Linked DNA regions of Homo sapiens: region 2 is linked to region 1. A link is a contact called in ENCODE Hi-C or POLR2A ChIA-PET data. All regions are on one chromosome and are shown on one strand. The core of a region is the stretch at or near the end of the contact, and the rest is flanking DNA. Distances in the headings are between cores, read along the strand shown.

What was found. Hi-C counts contacts between places; a loop is a spot of excess contacts on that map. ChIA-PET counts read pairs that join two places held with the same protein, here RNA polymerase II (POLR2A). Pooled maps may share reads with other maps.
Region 2: a map of mesothelial cell of epicardium shows a loop between it and region 1 (22-fold over the local background). The contact joins two enhancer-like sites. A Hi-C loop is called at or near these places in 6 of 168 maps with a recorded cell type or tissue (PC-9, endothelial cell of umbilical vein, heart left ventricle and 2 more) and 4 of 50 pooled maps. POLR2A ChIA-PET finds 5 or more read pairs at or near these places in 9 of 52 experiments (AG04449, BJ, HEK293 and 6 more).

Annotation. Positions count from the first base shown.
Region 1 is chr2:46,116,182-46,119,315 of GRCh38, reverse strand. The region is part of intron 11 of PRKCE (protein kinase C epsilon); the gene reads right to left. Among named protein-coding and RNA genes, the nearest start is that of EPAS1, 180 kb to the left of the region's middle. RefSeq lists an enhancer at 1,179-2,378. Within about 2 kb of position 1,760, at least 3 of the 41 ENCODE cell types and tissues checked have a DNase peak (open chromatin) inside an H3K27ac peak, as active enhancers do.
Region 2 is chr2:46,155,805-46,159,173 of GRCh38, reverse strand. All of the region lies in intron 13 of PRKCE (protein kinase C epsilon), which reads right to left. Among named protein-coding and RNA genes, the nearest start is that of EPAS1, 140 kb to the left of the region's middle. Within about 2 kb of position 1,326, at least 4 of the 41 ENCODE cell types and tissues checked have a DNase peak (open chromatin) inside an H3K27ac peak, as active enhancers do.

The DNA of each region.
Region 1 (3,134 bases), core at 511-3,010:
AAAAAAAAACACCCTAATAACCCCCCCTTTTTTTTTCTCTTTCACAAAAATAACAGAAGGAAAGCTGCTACTGTAATCAGCAGTGATTGCAGGCATTTCCTGTATTTTTATATCAAGCTGGTTGTTTTTTTTCCATTACATACCCAGTGAACTTCAGTTAGGTCAAGACTAGAGAAAAACAGGACCAATTATGCCTCCAACCCCACAAATCTGCCTACTTAGCTCTGCTAATTTTATCGTGTTGACTCCATGGTTCCAAGGAGCCAGAGATAGGAAAACTTCCATGGGCCATTTGCTCTCTTCCTCCTGGAGCCGAGTTCGTGCACTTCCCCCTCTACTTCTAACCCATTTAGTCTCCAGCATCCTAAGATGGAACTTTTGCTCCATCTGTTGCAGGCTGAGATTCAGTCAGGTTGTTCGAATGAGACTCTTGGGTGAAGTCTCTGCTTTCTTGGAGGCTCCCAGACTCCCTGGGGCCATTGCTCTGGGTTTGCTATCGGACAGGTCAACGCCCAAACTGCCAGATTCCACAGCGACTCCCATCCATCTCTAGGGATCTTCATTCTTATGCTTTATCTTCAAGAAGGGTAAGAAAGTCTTTTTCCTTAGGTCTCATCCTCCATCTCTTTGGCTGTAACTTAAGTCCATTTCTTCATGCTCTGTATTCTGTGGTTACAACAGCATGGGGAGCCTCCTTATTGAAGCCAGTTGTTAGGCAGTGATTATCATATAATAGTCTCATCTCCATTTTTCTCTTTTGTTAGTCCAAGGCTTTCCATGAAGAGTATATTGTGTCTGCATTTTTTGGATAATATTTAACACCTTGCTTCTGATACCAGATCACACTGATTTTTGCAGCCAATGCAGTGTTTTCACAGCCACCAGTAGCTATTTTCTTTTTCAAACCTTTGGAAAAGCTGTGAAAACCTCCTTTACCAATTTGAGATCATTGTAGAACAGTGACAAGCTCTTTGGCCAACTTTGGGTAGTTTCTTTCTCCACCGTGTCCCACAGCTACCCAAGTGCCAACTCTTCTGAGTGTAGAATTTCAGGTAGGTTTCCTCCTGGTGATGGTTCCCATGCTCAAGTTAAACAATGATGTCGTCATTCTAAACAACCTCAAAGGAGTCTCTCCAGTTGATAATTCCACGAAACTGTCCTCTAAGCTTTTCCTCTAGAGTTGCCTGGTTCTGACCATTTATTCTTCAATTATCCATGCTATTGGTCAACATTTTTTCTTATTGTTCACATTAATCCCCTTGTTTTATGTAATTCAGCATCATGATTTCATGGACTATTAGAGCTAGGGTAGATCTTAGAGGTGAACAAATGCCATTTTGAAGTGTTTTACAGGATTGAGGATTAGAAATGTTTTTCTAGTCTTGGAGTTACCTCAGATGACCCCACTCTTTAAATACAGGTGTACTTTCAAGTCAAAACCTGACATCCTTAGCAACAACCCTGCAACTAGTTGACAAAGATTCAGTGATTACCTACTATGTACCTGGCTCCACATTATGGCAATGTAAGGGATCAGTAATAATAATAAGCAATTACTAAGCCCTTCCTATGTGTTTTCCCAAGTATCACCTCATTTAATATTCACAGTAATCCCGTGAGGTAGATACTATTACTATCCCAGCTTTTAAGTGAGAAAATTGAGGATCAGAAGGTAAAAAGAACTGGCTTAGGACCCACATGTGAAGGGAGGATCCCATCCCAGGAGTGTCTGACTCAAAGGTGAGTAATCACCCAGCTTGGCTGAACTTCTGGCTCCCCAGAAGGTACCATGGGGAGCCCGGAAATCTCTGCCCATGTGATTTCTGGACCTCATGTAGAATTAATTTCAGAATCCATCATTTCAAAGCCAACTCAGAAAAATCAGGTTTTTCCTTTACAGGCTTACATTATTTTGGATACAAAATGATTTTCAGAAATCAGATCTACTCCCAAAGCAGGATTATTAGCCACAAAAGAGACTATGTAGTCAAATAAAAACCTAGAGAGGCATGTAGATGTATTCAATGTAAAAGCAGTATTTTTGCCCTGAGAATGAAGTCTCCCAAAAGGACAGTTAAAGGAGAGGACAATACTCATTTGAATGTGTAAACTCTGGTATGTTGGTTTAAAAAAGTCAGTCTATTTCCTTATGGCAAAGGACAGAAACTCCCACCCCTCTGGTGCCCTCACTTGCTTTTGGGAAGAGCTCAGTGGCAGATTCTCCAGTACTTTTGATAGTCAATTGTTCTCTTCACTTTCCTTGAAACATCAGATTTGATTCTGAGCTATTAAAACTAAAATCCTCTGTGTCATGTTCCTTCTTCTGTGAAATTTGACCAATAATTTTCTTGACTGCTGGCTTCCCTTCAAACAATAGCAAGAGAAACCACCCTGCAATTCTTTAGATTCTCCAAGTGAAATGCCTGCTCTCCGGTTTTTTTTCCCCTCCCAGACCTAACCGCTGCAGTACACTCTCAGTGCTACTCTTTCTCCTTTCCCTCATTTCAGTATAGGATGCTTTTACTCCTCCTATTTCTCTAGCCAGACCTTCAAGGGGCTTTTTTTTTCTCCGAACAGGCATCCTTCTCAGGAACAGCACCATGTGTGATGACTGAATTAGCGTCTCTGGCCAGCCACAGAGGAGGGTGGGGACAGATGTATAAACCATGAACTTGGCTAACAAGCAAATGAAGGCTACACAGACCAAATCCCATCAATCCAAGGACCCACTTGATTTCAGTTAAGGGCGGACAGTAGAGGTGGGGAGCACATACTCACGGTAACCCAGCCTTCTGATTTCCTCATTGATTCAAAGTGTCAACAGTGACCTCAGCAGTTTCTCCAATCTCCTTTCACATTTTTCTTAATCATCTAATTATTTGAAACTAGGATGAAAGCAACCAGGTCACAGTTACCAAATTGCTTATTACTGGTCACAGGGATGTTTACTTTAGAATCCTGTATATTGCAGTGTCAAGGCAGCTCATGCCCATCTGTGCACACTGTTTCCTGGGAAGTTCTAGAAAGCAACTCTCACGTGACATTCTCCAACATAGAGGAGTGTGGTCATCTCTCTGAAGTTGGCTTCCCTTGGACACAGCCCTAAGCTGGGTACCTTGGAGGATCCAAGAGAA
Region 2 (3,369 bases), core at 77-2,576, 40 kb before region 1:
ATGGAGGGGTCAACGGTCCTTTTTGAGATAAGGAATAAGGACCAGGTAAATGATCAAATGTACTAATGCCTCCTCCAGCTCCTTTCCTGTTCCTGGACCCAGCCCCTCTCCACTGTTTTTATGTTTGAATTTGCAATCTTGACACAAAATGCCCATGAAGGTCAAAAGATAAAAAACAAGAAAAAGAAAGGCTTATTCCTTTTCAATGCTTGTAGGTGAAAATCACATTGATGTGTTTTATATTTTCTGGGTGGTGTCTGGCGATCCCTACACACCCAGGTGAACTTGTTATTCCTATTAAATGAGTCAGTCCTGAGGGTAAACGTTAATTTAATTGAGCATACGTATACCAATAAAACCTTGGGGAAAAAAAGTGCCAGTAGGTGGAAATATTTCTGATAGCTACCCGAAATAATGGCATGTATGTATTGTATGTGCATGAGTGTTAGAGACAAAATGTCACATTTCATAGTGTGAAGGCTGAATATCTATCTAAACAGAGGAACTTGAGAGAATAAACTGTAATCCAAAGGAATACATCTTTGGTAGAATTTCAGGCTTCATCAGCAAGGGAGAGAGCCTCTAACTATTTCTTGCCTGATGCCCTTGGAACCAAAGCACCTGGCCTCGAGTTCAATGCGATTGGAGGGGGCAGCCCCAGATAAAGAGTGAAAGGGGTGGAGAGTAGGTGTGAGTCAGGAATGGTACCAGTGCACCTCATCTTTCTCATCTACAAGTCAGCAAGGTGACCCCCACTTTAACACCTTGGATGGCCCCCACCATGAAGTCCATACTCCTTAGTTTGGCACACAGGAGCTCCTCAGCCTGAACCCTGTCTACCTTGCTGTCCTTTTGCATTCTTTCTTCCCTCTGGTTGAATGTCCCTCTCCAGTCCCTAGGCCTCCTCTAGGAACTAGTCAAAATGCTACCTCCTCTGTGAAGCCTCCCCACATTCCCTCCTCTGTTGATATCTTAGACCCCAGGCTTCTGGTTTATTTAAATTATGATTTGTCTAAACATCTCTTCCCCTTGGTGAGCTCTATGATTTAGGAATCTGTCTTATCTGCCCCAAACCTGGCTCAGTGCCTGGTTCCCACTGTACACTCAGCAAATTGTGATGATGGAGTGAGGGGCTAAAGGCTGGGCCTCAGGGCATAGCACTGAGGGAGGGAGACTGTGGCACAGCCGCTTATTGTTGCACAGGTTGTGCACTGCATACTTCTATGATACAAATGGCCTTCTCTAAAGTTCTGCATCACCTTCACATAGGCAGTAGCCCTCGGAGACACAGCTCAGTGGCTAGAGTCATGGAAATCCTGGCCTGGCCCTGCAGTCAAGTGACAGTGTGAGGAAATGAAGTGTTTTGAGGCCAAGGGTGTAGTAGATTCCTCACTTCCTCAGCTCCTCCCGTCCTCCCTTTTCTGGGAGGGGAAGTATCAGGGTCAGGGATACACATAGAGGTTTGGGCATCTTAAGAAGCTGCCCCTGAGCCAGAGGCTCTTCTCAGTTGGAAGATGCTCTTCTCATGAACGTCTCACCCTCACGAACTGGTTAACCGGTTAGGCACGACTTCTAACTTCTGGATCTCTGTAGGTTAAGGTTTCTCAGCCTTCATGCTATTAACATTTTTGACTGGATACTTCTTTGCAGGGTGGGTGGGGGGAGCTGTCCTGTGCATTGCAGGCAGTTTAGCAGCCTCCATGGCCTCTACCTGCTACATGCCAGCAGCACCAAAAATATCTCCAGACATTACTGAATGTCTAAGGGAACAGGACAAAATTGCCCCTAGTTAAAGGCCACTGCTCTAAGGCCTCCAAAATAAAAGGGCTCAGCTGGTATGCTGGCAGGGGACTCACAGGGAGGTGTGATGGGCTGGTGTTGGGGCCTGGGATGGTGGCCAGCTCTGCTGGGCATGGTGTTCTGGTGGACTCGGGTGCGGCTGAGGTTTTCCTTTAGTTACTCATCTGACTTGGGAAGAGATGGGGCTCCGGGAATCAGGAGACAAAAGCTCCCATGTCCACCCCAAGTTAATTACCCAAGAGAGTCCTCTGCAGTGATTCAGAGTTGCAGCTCCAAAGTGTAAGTAGAGGCAGAACCAATGAAGATATGCCTGTTGCAAGATCTCACTGAGTAGAAAAAGCAAGATACACCATCGACAGGAAAATGAGATACGTGTACAGCATTCCTACCATTGTATAACACAGAAAAAGAAATAAGAAGTTATATTTGTATTGCTTGTATATACCTAAAGAAATTCCAGAAGGATATATAAAAGCCTCAAAACATAAGTAGAGAGTGTGTGGGAGGTGGGCAGATGGAAGCAAGGATGAGACAGAGACCTTTCACTGTATCTGATTTTATGCTTTGTGTTTTTTAAAAAAATAGCATGTGATCAAACCAGCAAGCAAATAATGAAATATTTAAGGCCTAAATATATAAACTGAACAAAACAGAATTTGAAAAGTTGGACAACAGAGTCCCCCTAAGCAAGGCTCCTTCCCACTGGGTGACGTGCCCTTCCTAAAGTGCTTTCCTGTAGGAAGGTCAGGATGGAAGAGGCTGGGAGCCATTTTTGGATGCAGACAGTCTCGCTGAATGCCTTGCCTAGCAGGTGCCCTGTACTCATCGGTGAAAATCCCTTCTCTCCTTCCTTTGCACACACATGAGTCTCCATTCTGTACCAAGTGCTGTGGTGAGTGATGAGACACGGTCCCTGCCCTCACGGGGCATGTAGAAGAGTAAAGGAGGCTGAGAAGAAACACGTAACTGCCAGAGAATCAATTAGCTGAGACTGTGATGAACTCCCTGAGAGAAGCACAGCAGGCTCTGACAGTGTGATGGGCAAGGAACTTGGCAAAGCATTCCCTGAGAGGCAACACCTAGGCTGAGACCTGAAGGAGGAATGTACCTAGGCAAAAAGGGCACAGGGGAGAGTGGTCCAATATGGCCAGAGCCCAGCAGATGACGGGGAAGGGCTGAGGGGGAGGCGGGGCCTGATGCAGAACCCTGGAGGCTATGTGGAAGAGAAGGTCTTTATCTAATCACAATGTGATGAGTTTTAAGTAGGGGATGAGGCGCGAAATGGCTAGATTTGCATTCTTTTTTTTTTTTTTTCCACGTAACAAACATTTTATTATTTTTTTTTGTACATGAAGTTTTTTTTTTTTTTATATACTTTAAGTTTTAGGGTACATGTGCACATTGTGCAGGTTAGTTACATATGTATACATGTGCCATGCTGGTGCGCTGCACCCACTAAGAGATCACTCTGATAGACGTACAGAGATGAGAAGGACACAAGAAGGGCTGCCCGTTAGGAGGTCCTGCAGTTCACCAAGGGAGAGGCGGTGGTGGCTCCAATGGGGATAG